2 separate regions of the Mus musculus genome follow, and region 1 is linked to region 2. Evidence: chromatin contacts called from ENCODE Hi-C or POLR2A ChIA-PET data. All regions are on one chromosome and are shown on one strand. The core of a region is the stretch at or near the end of the contact, and the rest is flanking DNA. Distances in the headings are between cores, read along the strand shown. Region 1 holds the start of Tnfaip8l1 (tumor necrosis factor, alpha-induced protein 8-like 1). Region 2 holds the start of Dpp9 (dipeptidylpeptidase 9).

Region 1 (6,584 bases), core at 2,861-5,360, 56 kb before region 2:
AGTGATAGTGACAAGGAAGAGAGGGCGCAGGCATGTCCTGGGGAGAGTGGCATGGTGTGGTCTCTGGTTCTGAGTTTGAATTCATTCCAGCCTGCTATGACACACCGTCCTTCTGTGTGGGCTCATTCGGGACAGTCAAACTTTATTTGACTGGTTGATGAACATTTAGTGAGTGCCTACTGTATGCTAAACCCTGCTTAGGCCAACAGGGACACAGGAGAGGGGTAATGTCAGCTGTGCCCTCACAGTCTGATTTCAGAAGCTGAGACAGGGGGATGATGACTTTGAAGCCATACTGGGATACACAGAATGAAAGGGGGTATACTGGGTGAGATGGCACATGCTTCCCATCTCAGCATTGGAGAGTTGAAGCAGGAGTTCAAGGTCATCCTCAGTTACATAGCAAGATTAGGCCAGCCTGGGCTACAAAGACCCTGTCCAAAAAGAAGGAAGGATGGGAAAAAGGAAGGAAGGTAGGGAGGAAGGAAGGAAGGGAGGGAGGGAGGGAGGGAGGGAGGGAGGGAGGGAGGAAGGAAGGAAGGAAGGAAGGAAGGAAGGAAGGAAGGAATTAGACAGACACAGAGCTGACAACTTTGCCTACATCCTTTAAGTTTTGCTTTATCTTAATTTTTGAGATAGGATTGGATTTCACGTAGCCCAGGCTAGCCTCCACTTCATTGTATACTGGAGACATTGAACTCTTGATCCTCCTGCCTACACCTCCCCAGAGCCTGATGACAGATATTTGTTGCCTAGGGATGGGCCCCCATGCCTGACCATGGCGGTGGGGCACTCCACCCACTGAGCCCACCCCAACGGTGTTCCTAAGGTCGCAGGACTCTTGGCCCTTGATCTTGCCCAGTCCAAGGTGGTGGTGAATCATCATCCTCAGAGACAGAAACCTGGACCGCATTCCCAGCCATGCACATCCACTGTGGCTTTCGGCTTTCATTTTATCCTCCCACGTAGCCTGGGGACTGGCGACTGATGGTGGCTTCTGCTGGCTGGTGGTGCAGCAAGCTGGGCAGACAGCCTCAGCCCCAGACCCCACACCCAGCCTCTGACCCTAAGGAGGGAACAGAACCCTCATATACATTCCTGGGGATTCCCCGGCCGGGCCCACATTGCGGGGGTGGGGGTGGGCAGGGAGTTGTCCAGCAATGCTCTCCCTCTCTGCTTCCTCCCCTTGAAGTCTCTCCCCCAGTGCCTGGGGACAGATTGATCGTGGTGTGTGGGTGTCACTCACAGAGCCACACAGGCTGATAGAGAGAAGGAGCTCTGAGAACCAGGGCCTGCACCCCAATGTGGTGTCCCAACGTGGGGGGACCCTGGCAGCCCTACCTCACAAGGGTCCCAACCTTGTCCACACTTTGTGGTATCACCATTCAGACCCTATGAGAGGCCCAGGGAAAGGGGTTGCTTGATCGGGGTCATACATCAGAGAGAGGTGCAATGCAGACTGTCAGGGTGCTGGAGAGCTGGTGGTGGTGAGTCTGGAGTGACATGGACCTGTGATCCCTCACGTCTGGAGCCAGGATCGAGGGCTTATTCTCTGGGAGGCGTGCAGAGCGCGCCTCCTGCTGGGCACGGCCGGAATCTGCAATGCTAACCAGATCCCAGGAAAGACCTCTCAGGACACTGAGATTTCCTGAGGTGCAACTCTCAGCCCTTGTGAAGCTCCTTTCTGAGTTGTCTTCGTTAGGGTCTCCATTGCTGAGAAGAGACACCATGACCAAGGCAACTTTTCATAAAGGACAATATTTAATTGGGGCTGGCTTACTCAGACTGAACTCAGAGGTTCAGTCCATTATCATCAAGGTGGGAAGCATGGCAGCATCCAGGCAGGCATGGTGTAGGCAGAGCTGAGAGTTCTACATCTTGATCCAAGGGCAGACTGGAGAAGACTGGCTCCCATGTGGCTAGGAGGAGGGTTTCAAAGCCCACTCCCAAAGGGACACACTTCCTACAACAAGACCAAACTTCCTAATAGTGCCACTCCTGGGCCAAGCATATATAAACCATCACATGAGCTAATCTTTTAATCTCTGTTTTCTCATTCTAAGACGATCCCTCCTAACCCCCTAACCTTTATTGATCTCTGCGGTCTGAAGCTTTGTTCCCATCCAACACTAGCTCTGTCCTCTCCCCAGCCCCAGGTACCCACCACCCTATTTCCTGTTTCTGTGGCTCTGATCAATGCAGAGAACTCCTGGGAGTGGGACTGTACGGGATGCATCTGTGTGTGGCTCACATCACCAGATATCATGGGGACCTGGTGTCTGAATGGCCTCTCTCTTCCAGGCAGAGTAATATTCCCCCCTCTCTAGGCAGCATGCCTCATCTCCTCTCTCCAGTGATGGACACGTAGCCTGCTTCCATCGTTTGGCTACGGTGAATAATTCAATTAAAATTGCCATAAACTCATGTCAGAATCTATCTTTCTACTCGAGTGTACCTAGGTGGGGAATGCCCTGGGGTCATGGAGGTTTTCCGGAAATTTCCAATTGTTTTCTATATGGTCCGGTGTGTGTCCCCTCATCCTTACAGACAATTTGTAAGTTGTTTATTATTATTATTATTTACTACTGCTTCTAAGCTGGGTAGGGGCTTAGGGCTTCCTGCATGCTAGGAAATAATTCTACCTCCGCCCATGCCCCCTTGCCCACTTGATCTAGAGGATCAAGCGCACCAGAGCACCTCTGCTAGACTCTGTGAGGACCTGGTGAGGGAGACACTGGCAGAGCCAGGGAAGACAGTCCACATCCTCACAAGAGCCCACTCAAGGCTTCACTGGGGAATTCTAGGCAGAGGCTCCACCCTGTCCACGACCCAGCCTCTCACCACGGGACTCTAGGCAAGTGGGAGGGGTAGGCTCTAGCCCTGAACCCACACAGCTGGGTTTGATCCCCACTTTATCACACCTATGATATCTGTGGGTTCCTCAGACTCTAAGTGCTCAAAAATCAGAAGCCCCCAAACCTGCTTCAGTGACACCTGCTTCCCCCCACACACCTCAAAAACACACTAATTGCCCTGGCTCATACTGGGGTATGAAAAACCTAGAGCTGTGGTCTCTGTCTTTGATACTGAGCTCTGTCTAGGGTCCTGTGTGGCTGTCACAAGGGTGAGCTCCTGGTACAGAGCAGATAGAGGCCATGTTCAGCACCCGGCAGAGCTGGGATGGCTACTGAACTTGTAAGTTCCTGGCCCAGAGCACAGACAATCTGAAATCAGGAAAGCCACTTGGGTCTGTGCTGCTCTAGGCAAGTCACTTAAGGTTTCTCTGGGTCTCAATTTCTATCTCTCAAAAGCCTGGATTTAGTTTTGTGTGTTAAGGCTCATGCAAGGAAGGTTAGAATGCAGTCAGCAAACACCTGAGGGGGCTTTCTGAAGAGGGAAGATGGCAGATGAGGCTTTTCCAAGTGTCCTTGCTGTGACAGGGCCATCCAGGCACAGGAAGTGCAGACCCGTGGTTGAGTTGGGGTGGAGTTTGGAGTAAGGTGGGGGTGTTGGGGATGGGTTGGGGGTGGTGGGAGTGTGGGAATCACTCCCAGACTGATTTTCCAGGTCTCACAGCTGCCCCCTGGGAGGTAGCTGGCCCTGTCTGGCCTCTGTCAGGGAGGTCATCACAGTGCCTCCCCCCTTACTCCAGAGACACCAACTGAAAGAGAGTCTCCGCAGTACTCAGGAACCCCAAAATTGTTGCAAGGCAAATGTTGGGGTGCATTTGTCATGGGAGTCCCAGGTGACACTCTAACTACCTAGTGGGTAAACTGAGACCCGCTCAGAGGGATGCAGGTGTCTCGCGGAGGCGCCTCTCTTCGCTTTGGCCTCTCAGATCTCTGTCGCGCGGTGCACGTATACCCCATTTTTCTCTGTCTCAGTCTCCTTCCTCTTCCTTCCAACACTTTCCCGCCACGGCATCCCTTGCGCTGGGCACCCAGCGCCGGCGCTATTCCGGAGGAATCTCCCGGCCGCAGACCACGCCCTCGCCCACGCCCGCGTCATGCCTCCCACCTCCTGGCAGAGGCTTGCTGCCATTGGCTCCTTCGTACACTGCCTGTGCGCTACCATTTGCTGAGCCAGTGAGCGTTTAGAGGGGGCGAGCCCTTTCTCGGGGGCGTGGCCTCCTAGCCAGCGGCCGGGCTCAGATCCAGCGGCCAATGCCTCTGGCCCCACAGAGGCACCTACAGAAAACTGAAGGCTTGACACATCCCGAGGAGCAGGTGAGCGATGGGGTCCTGCATTGGCTATCCTGGGTTCTTTCCGTCCCCTCCTATCCCCACACCGTCCTCTGTATATCCCGCCTCAGTTTCCTCTGTATACCTATTACTGACTGTGGGAGCATGGGTGTTGTGAGCAGGTTGCTGTGGGCTACTGTAATAGTCCTAACACATGTCCTCAAGAGGACACTTGATGGACTTGGCTCTGTACAAGTGTGCAGCCTGACTCCAGAATGGTCTAGGTATTCTCTGAGGTAGCCAGCTGGACCCCACTGTGGCTCTGGCTGGTGCAGGGTTACCCTGACTGGGACTGGCACTTCAAGCTTCCCATTGCCCGAGGGCTTGAACTCAGTTTTACCATCTGGGAACTGGGACAGTGGCTGTCACATAATTGGCAGGTGACCTGATCCAGGTCTGCAGCCTCCTGGCTCTTTCAGTGTTGGTTTGGAGGATAAACTGGGGTCCAGAATATGGGCTGCGGATGGCCAGAGAGATGGAGACACTGTCTCCAGAACCATATTCTGGTTTGTCACCTTTGTGAGCAGCGGGGCTGGAGAGGGACAGGGTGGAACACTAAACTGGAAACAGGCCTCTGGGTCACTTCCCGAGCTCCAGGCTGTGACGCCTCTGAACACCTTGCCTTGGGGTTAGGACACAGCTCAGACAAACCTGACTCACTTGAACAAGTAACTTAATTATAAGCCTCAGTTTCCCTGTCTGACTTGGGACAGTTGTTTCGTGACTCCCTGAGGCTTCTTGGGGGTGCTTAAACAGACAAAAGAGAGGCTGAGCCAGGGTGGGCTACACACCGAGGCTGTCTCTAAAACAAAAGGGACCCTAGGGTGTAGCCCAGTGCGTAGAGTGCTCACCTAGTAAGCAAGAGGCCTTGGGTTCCGGCCCAAACACAACATATACCAGGACATTTACCCATTTACCCAGTGCTTAGAATAGAGGCAGGTGGATGCCTGTAAGTTTGAGGCCAGGTCTACAAAGTGAGTTCCAGGCTAGCCATAACTATGTATAGAGATCCTGTAACAAACAACAGCCAACAGAGAAAGAGAGAGAGAGAGAGAGAGAGAGAGAGAGAGAGAGAGAGAGAGAGAGAGAGAGAACAGGAATGTAGGCTTTGAGTGCCAAACTTCCTGTTTTTCTGTCCTGGGACCTCAAAGTGGCCGCCTCTTCTCCACATGGAATGTCCTTGCACTTGAGACCTTTGTGCGTGCTGAGCCCTCTACAACCCTGGCAGATCAACACAGGCAGCGACAACTTTAAAACATAATAAGTTCATGATCTGGGCCGCACCTAGGATGTGGGTGACTGGGAGGGATGAGGGCGGGGCCATGGGGACTGTACAATGTAACAGAACAAAGAGAGTCATCACAGAACACCTGCCCTGGGCCTTCCCACACATGGTGAGCCAGACTTGGGCCAGGGCTGCTAGTTCCGTAATGGGTGAGTGGTGGATCCTGAGGGTATGAAGAGACATAGAGACTTGTCCCTCAGTTTACTCTCTCAGCCCTAGGCAAGCTAGGACTCACCTCACAAAAATCTGATTCCGTATGAGGGGACTCAGCATACAGGCCAAATAATCATGGCCACAGGAAGGCGTGCCACCCACTGACTCAGGTGCCATCCAGGGCTTAGTGGAGGCTTAAAGAGAGTGAGACTTGATCCGGGGGCCCAGTGAGCTCACTCCTCCAAGAACCCCAGTGTCTCCCCTGCATGGTTTTTCTGAGCCCCAACCCTGTGTTTCCCCATGTGGAAACCAGCGGAGGTAACCACTCCAGAGGGTGCTGTGCAGGTGGGGTCTTCTGTAGTCCTGACCAAAGAAAGAACCGTGGTAGGGTTGACCGTGTGCATAGCTCTGGAAGATTCCCAGACTAGATCATTAGGCTCCCAAATTTTAGGGTGGACCCCAGGGAAAGGTTGTAATGCAATGAGCTTCCAGGTAAGGGCTGGATTCAAGTCCCAGTTCTAGCCTGGTGTTATTCTGTGCATATCTGTCAGCTCCCAGGCCCCTGACTCAGTTTCTCCTTTTGTCATAACCATGAGAAGTTACTTAGTCATTTGATAAACTGTCCCTGAACACTGAGATAACTGAAGTGTGGTAGCTAATGTCGCCAGCACACAGCAGTGACTGAAGCTGGCCCAGTGCCCACCATCCTCCTGCCTCACAGTTGGTAATGCTGGACTCTGTCCTGAACTATAATAGTAACTGTAAGAAGAGGAAGGAACCGGGGAACTGAGTGTTCGTGGAGAGATCTGAGAGTTCCAGGGTAAAACAGCCACATAGCAACCTGAGGAAGACTATTGTAAGTGCCGGGCTCAGCATGTGTAAAGGTCCTGGGGCAGGACTGAGCC
Region 2 (6,744 bases), core at 81-2,580:
GGTTGGCGGAAGATGAGGGGCTGGCAAGGATGGAGTGGTTGGTGTGAACTGGGGAACCAGTGAGGATGAAGGGGCCGGTGAAGATGGAGGGGCCGGTGATGTGTGTGGCTTCTTCTCACTCACTTTCCATGCGGGCGGGAGTCTCCGCCTGTGCCTAACCCTATCTACCTGGTTCGACTCTAACTGAGCCTCCCAGCCCCTCGGGGCTGCCAACATGCCCTGGGTTGTACTTGGAAGAGACGTGTCCCTCAGTGTGCGGTCTCCCTGGGACCCAGCAGGGAACTGGCGACTGTGGTCCACACCTCCTGGGCACCAGTCCCAACTCTTCGAAAGCAGGTTGGTGATTGCCCTGGGGGCTCCCGAGGGAGCCTGGGTAACAGGCAGCAAAAAGGCCGCTGAGGTCAAAGGCTGGGCAAAATCGTGGATGGGGAGGGGATGGATGGGCCTAAGGCCGAGATCCTAAGGGTGGGGCTCAAGATGCAGGGAATGAATGCTGGAAGCTGAGGGGGTTCAAGCTAATCCGGGGAGGAAAGGGATGAGACAGAGGATATGATTTTAGTCTGGGAGGGTATCAAGCTTGGCATGCGACAATGTGGAAACTGAGGCAGAGGATAAGGGCTGAGTGAAGGATCAGGCTTGGGGAGTGACCAGTCTTGGAAGAGTCAGGCTGGTAGGGTCATTTGGAGAGGTTCATGCTGCGGGTTTCAAGCTTTGGGGTATGAAGCTTTAGGATTTCAGGTTTGAGAGGAGGGTCAACCTGGACTATCAGGCCTTGAGGGAACAAGTTGGACGGATCAAGTTTTGGGGATCAGGCTTGAGGGATCAAGCTGGGAGGGGAATCAGGCTTGCGGGGATCCGGCTTTAGAAGATCAAGATGGAAGAGGATGAGGCTTGAGGGGATCAGGTTGGGAAGGATGAGGCCGGGAGGGAGGGTTTGGCAGAGACGAGGCTGGCGGAGGCTGGCGGAGGCTGCGCGGACGCCGGGCTGAGCCGCGCTCTGCGATGAAGCTGGCGGCTGCGTCTCCGCAGCGGTGCGGCAGCAGCTCTTGGGCGCGGCCCGGAACCGGCGAAGCGCGGCGACCAGAGCGGCGGGGACGACGAGGACAGGGCGCGCGGCGCCGAGGCGGGCGGACGGCGCCGGCCGGGGCGGGAGGCGGCGAGCCGGGGCCGGACGCTGCTCACCCGAGCGTGGCGCGGAGGACAAGCTGAGCAGGGCGTCCCCGGGGCCGGCGGCGCCTCACACGCGACGCTCCATGCCCAAGACGAGGGCCCGGAAGTGGCGGGCGCGGGGGGACAGCGAAGGCGGCGGACACCGGGGGGACCCGCCAGCTGCGCCTCCTTTGACCCGGAAGTTGAGCTGCAGAAGCAGAGGCTTTTGATTGGGTAACGTCAGGGCAGAACCAACGTCCGTGAAACTCTAGGGGACAATGCTCAGGAGCGTCTTAGGGCTGAAGGCAAGGCTGGTGGCCCCTTGCTGTCTGGGAGAGGACTGCGGGATGGACACCCCTGCTCCAGTTCTGCTGGCCAGCTCGACCCTGCAGTGACCTATTAAAAATATCTAAGAAAGCTGAGATATTGGTAGAATAGTGGTTAGGAAAGCTGCCTTCCAAAAGGTGGCCCCGGGTTCTAGTCCCAGATTGCTTACGCCGCTCATCCCAGCGCTCGGAAACTCTCCACTTAATCAGGCTAGCTTTGAACTCTAAGATCTGCCTGCTCTGTCTAGATCTCGCCCACACCATGTTTTACTTTGTTTTTTGTTTTTCGAGACGGGGTTTCTCAGTATAGCCCTGGCTGTCCTGGAACTCACTCTGTAGACCAGGCTGGCCTCGAACTCAGAAATCCGCCTGCCTCTGCCACCTGCCTCTGCATTAAAGGTGTGCGCCACCACGCCCGGCTCATGTTTTACTTCTTATCTGTGCATTGTGTCTGAGCCACGCGAGTGTGACAGAAGAGGACAATGGGTTTCTTTCCTTTTAATTTTTTTAAATTTATTATTATATCTAAGTACACCTAAGTACACTGTAGCAGTCTTCAGATTCGAGGGCGTCAGATCTCATTAAAGGTGGTTGTGAGCCACCATGTGGTTGCTGGGATTTGAACTCAGGACCTTCAGAAGAGCAGTCAGTGCTCTTAACCACTGAGCCATCTCTCCAGACCCACAATGGATTTCTTGTAACTGGAGTTAAGGCCACATGAGTGCTGGGACATGGACTCCCCTCCTCGCAGAGCCACCTCTCTCAAGCCTCTAAAGAGCTTTTGTAAATAAAGACACACTCCCCAAAAGTTATCCTAACAGGGTTCCTGCAGAAGGGCATCCATTGTTTGGTGAGTGACATTTAGTGAGCATCCTCCATTGTTGTTGAAGTGTCCCCACTTAGCTTCCTAGCTAGTTAACTTTTTGACCGGAAATCCTGAGAGCTACATTTTTAACATGATGTTGCAACCCTGTTCCCTTTCCAGGAACCCTCCCTGGAGACACCATTTGTTACACAATTACAGGACGTGGCTGAGGGCCTGGCGGCTCTCCTGGTCTTCCCCAGTTCCAGCCATCCTCTTCTCTCTCCTGACCCCTTTCTTTTCACACCCATTTTGGGGAAGAGTCTCATGTAGCTAAAATTTATCTTGAACTCCTGCCTCTTCCTCCCCAGTGCTGGGGTGACTGTACACCACCATGCCTGGTTAATGAGAAGCTGGGGATTGGGACTGAGCCTAAGCCCCAGCATCTGCTTGAACTTGAAGATGAACTTATGTGATGGGGGAGGGAGGGAGGAGGTCCTCTGGGGTCAAGGGTCAGCTCCAGCACTCAGAGGTGGAGACCTTTGACATGAACATGTACTACTAAAGACAGAAAGAGGGTGTCTTAGGGTTTCTATTCCTGCACAAACATCATGAGCAAGAAGCAAGTTGGGGAGGAAAGGGTTTATTCAGCTTACACTTTCATGCTGCTGTTCATCTCCAAGGAAGTCAGGACTGGAACTCAAGCAGGCCAGGAAGCAGGAGCTGGTGCAGAGGCCATGGAGGGATGTTCTTTACTGGCTTATTTCCACTGGCTTGCTCAGCATGCTTTCTTATAGAACTCAAGACTACCAGCCCAGAGATGGTACCACCCACAAGGGGCCTTTCCCCCTTGACCACTAATTGAGAAAATGCCTTGCAGCTGGATCTCATGGAGGCATTTCCTCAACTGAAGCTCCTTTCTCTGTGATAACTCCAGCTGTGTCAAGTTGACACCCAAAACCAGCCAGTACAATGACCCCTTGTCAACTTGATACACAAACACATCAATCACTATTAAGCCTCAAGCTTTACTTTCTTATTCATTCCCAAGATCTAAATAATTTTAAAAGTCCCACAGTCTTGAATATTAAAGTTCAATCCCTTTAAAATGTCCAATATCTTTTAAAATTCAAAGTCTCTTAACTGTGGGCTCCATAAAAATACTTTCTTCCTTCAAGAGGGGAAAATATCAGGGCACAGTCACAATCAAAAGCAAAATCAGACTCCAACCATCCAATATGTGGAATCCAACTCACTATCTTCCGGGCTCTTCCAAGAGCTTGGGTCACTTCTCCAGCCCTGCTCTTTGTAGCACACACATTGTCTTCTAGGCTCCAGCTGCCTGTACTCCACTGCTGCTGCTGTTCTTGGTGGTCATCTCATGGTACTGGCATTTTCAAAACATTGTTGTCTTCCGCTGTAACTAGGCTTCACCAACAGCTTTTCATAGGCTCTCTTCATGGTGCCAAGCCTCAACTCCTTTGCATGACCCCTTCTATCCTGGGCCATCAATTGCAACTGAGGCTGCACCTTCACCAATGGCCTTCCATGGCCTCTCACAGTGTCAAGCCTTAGCTGCTCTGCATGACCCCTTCATGCCTTTAAAATCAGTACCATCTAGGGTGACTTTTACACATTACCAAGTCCTGCTGCCGCACAAAGTAAAACCTTGGTTATCTCTGAAACACAGCCTCTGTGCTCTCAGAAAACACTTCCCAAAAGATTTCACCTCAATGATGCTGGTCTCTTCTTAATCACAGCTAATTTCTTAGCTCCAGCTAACCACCATCAATAGTTCTAGTAATGCAAAATTTTCACTTTAGTAGTTCTGGTATCTTGTTAATCACAGCTGATTCTTCAGCCCCAGCTAACAAGAACCACAGAATCTTCACAATCAAAATAACAATGGCCCTGAAAAGAGTCTTCAATCTTCCCTCTGAAATTTCGGAAGCCAGGCCTCCATCTTCTGCACTGTTCTCAGCATTATCTTCCAAGCTCCTACACACATCCCACAGTGCTCTTAACACCGAATGGATCTTCTAGTCTAAAGTTCCAAAGTCCTTCCACAGTCCTCCCCAAAACATGGTCAGGTTGTCACAGGAATACCCCACTATGCTGGTACCAATTTCTGTATTAGTCAGGGTTCTCTAAAGTCACAGAACTCATGGGTAGTCTCTATATAGTAAAGGAATTTATTGATGACTTACAGTCTGCAGTCCAACTCCCAACAATGGTCAGCAGCAGCTGTGAATGGAAGTCCAAGGATCTAGCAGTTGCTTAGTCCCACACGGCAAGCAGGCCTCCCTTCTTCCAATGTCCTTATATGGTTTCCAGCAGAAGGTGTAGCCCAGATTAAAGGTGTGTAGCACCACACCTTTAACCCCAGATGACCTTGAACTCCGAGATCTCCCTGTCTTAATCTTCTGGAATCCATAGCCACTATGCCTCAAGAGCTCCATACCAAGATCCAGGTCAGAAACTTCTATCTCCCAGCCTCCAGATTAGGGTCACTGGTGAGCCTTCCAATTCTGGATTGTAGTTCATTCCAGATATAGTCAAGTTGACAACCAGGAATAGCCACTACAGAGGGGTAGTCATTGCCTCTATCTCTGAACTTGGGGAGGGTAAAAATTGACTCAGGGCCCACATGAACGACAGCCATTTCCCAGCTGGCAACACTAGAGACTGGAAGTCCTTCAGCTCCCAGGACAAAGGACAAAGTGGGGAGGAACAACGGGTGGAGAAAAGGGAAACCAGAAAACGGAGAATGCCAGCTGGGACATCCATGTCTTGGATCCACTCTGGGTATCCTCAACTTCAGAAAGCAGGATGATTAGGAAGAGAGGAGCCCCTCCAACCCAGGAGCACAAAGGCCCTATAGGAGCATGCACAGTGGGACATCCAGAAACTCCATATTGGCCCTCACTGTCCCATTAGCCCCTCCCTGGCCCTGATCCAGGTAGGTGGGGAGAGGGGTGGGCCCAACCTTAGGGGAGTCCTGACCCATCCCTCGAGCCCTCCTCCCTGCCTTCTTCTGTCCCTGAGGCTTCCTCCCCTGGAGTGTGTCCAGCTGGAGAATAGGGCTAGATCCTGGTGCAAAGCGAACCTTCCCCCTAATGGCCAGCTGGGAAAGTAGGTGATGGAAGGGAAGGTTCTAGAGCTCAGCCTCCTCCTTCAGAGACTCCCAGCAGAGACTTGGCTCTTGCCAATGCTGGAGCCAATAGGCTTTGCAGGAATGTTCTAGAGCCAAGCCCACACAGCAATGCGCACCCTGAGCCCTCTTCTGGTGTGCCTGAAGACAGCTACAGTGTACTCATAGACATAAAATAAATACACAAATATTTATTTATTTATTTATTTATTTATTTATTTATTTGGTTTTTCGAGACAGGGTTTCTCTGTATATCCCTGGCTCTCCTGGAACTCACTTTGCAGACCAGGCTAGCCTCAGAAATCTGCCTGCCTCTGCCTCCCGAGTGCTGAAACTAAAGGCATGCGCCTCCACGCCTGGCTACCAAATACATTTTTAAAGTGTTAATCTTTATGTTCCAGCAAATAGAATTTTAACTTTGTATTAGTTAAAATTTTTGTAATATTGACTGAACCTTGAAAACATTTATGCAGCTCAAAGAAATCTTAAAAATAAATAAATAGGGCTGGTGAGATGGCTCAGTGGGTAAGAGCACCCGACTGCTCTTCCGAAGGTCCTGAGTTCAAATTCCAGCAACCACATGGTGGCTCACAACCATCTGTAATGAGATCTGACGCCCTCTTCTGGAGTGTCTGAAAACAGCTACAGTGTACTTACATATAATAAATAAATAAATCTTAATAAATAAATAAATAAGCCAGATGGAGTGGGCCAGGCACCTTTAATCCCAGCATTCTTGAGGCAGAGGCAGGAGGATCTCTGTGAGTTCGAGGCAGCCTGGTCTACACTGGACAGCCACACAGAGAGACCCTGTCTCAAACAAACAAACAAACAAACAAAACAAGAATCAAATCCCAGGAAGAGACACAAGGAGCCAGGGTAGGGGACACCCTGGGAGAACCCTGTGTGGCCCAAAAAGGGTGGTGCCTCTGCTCTTCAGAACACACGATGGGTCATCATGACTGTCTCTTAAGCATGACGAATCTGGAATCAACGACTCAACTCGGAGAGGTTTTCTTCATCAGATATTTGATGCGAGCCTAAATCTGGGCCACCTCACGGTCAGGAAGGACTTAGAGGACAAGGCAGGTTCGTTCATCCCGCTGAGACAGGGGCCTTCCTTCCCTGCTGTTAGAACCTTCTGTGTAATTCCAATGTCGACTGAAGACCAGCAGCCCTCAAGGACTCCAGATGGGGACTAGTGAGACATCTGGCCTGGAAGACTGAGCAATGACTGGATTTTTGGTCCCTCTGGTGTGAGATGGCCATTGTTGGAATACTCAGTCCATGGACTGTGAGCACTGTAACACCCTTTC

Evidence for each region. A loop is a pair of places that touch in the nucleus more often than their neighbours do. ChIA-PET counts read pairs that join two places held with the same protein, here RNA polymerase II (POLR2A).
Region 1: a loop to region 2 is called in a map of heart, with 2.4 times the contacts of the local background. The contact joins the promoter of Tnfaip8l1 here to the promoter of Dpp9 in region 2. A Hi-C loop is called at or near these places in 1 of 37 maps with a recorded cell type or tissue (heart). POLR2A ChIA-PET finds 5 or more read pairs at or near these places in 1 of 5 experiments (embryonic stem cell).

The regions. Positions count from the first base shown.
Region 1 is chr17:56,158,381-56,164,964 of GRCm38, forward strand. Tnfaip8l1 (tumor necrosis factor, alpha-induced protein 8-like 1) reads left to right here and starts at 4,111. Exons shown (of 2, transcript NM_025566.3): 1 at 4,111-4,226.
Region 2 is chr17:56,217,559-56,224,302 of GRCm38, forward strand. It overlaps Dpp9 (dipeptidylpeptidase 9), which reads right to left and starts at 1,331. Exons shown (of 21, transcript NM_172624.3): 1 at 1,183-1,331.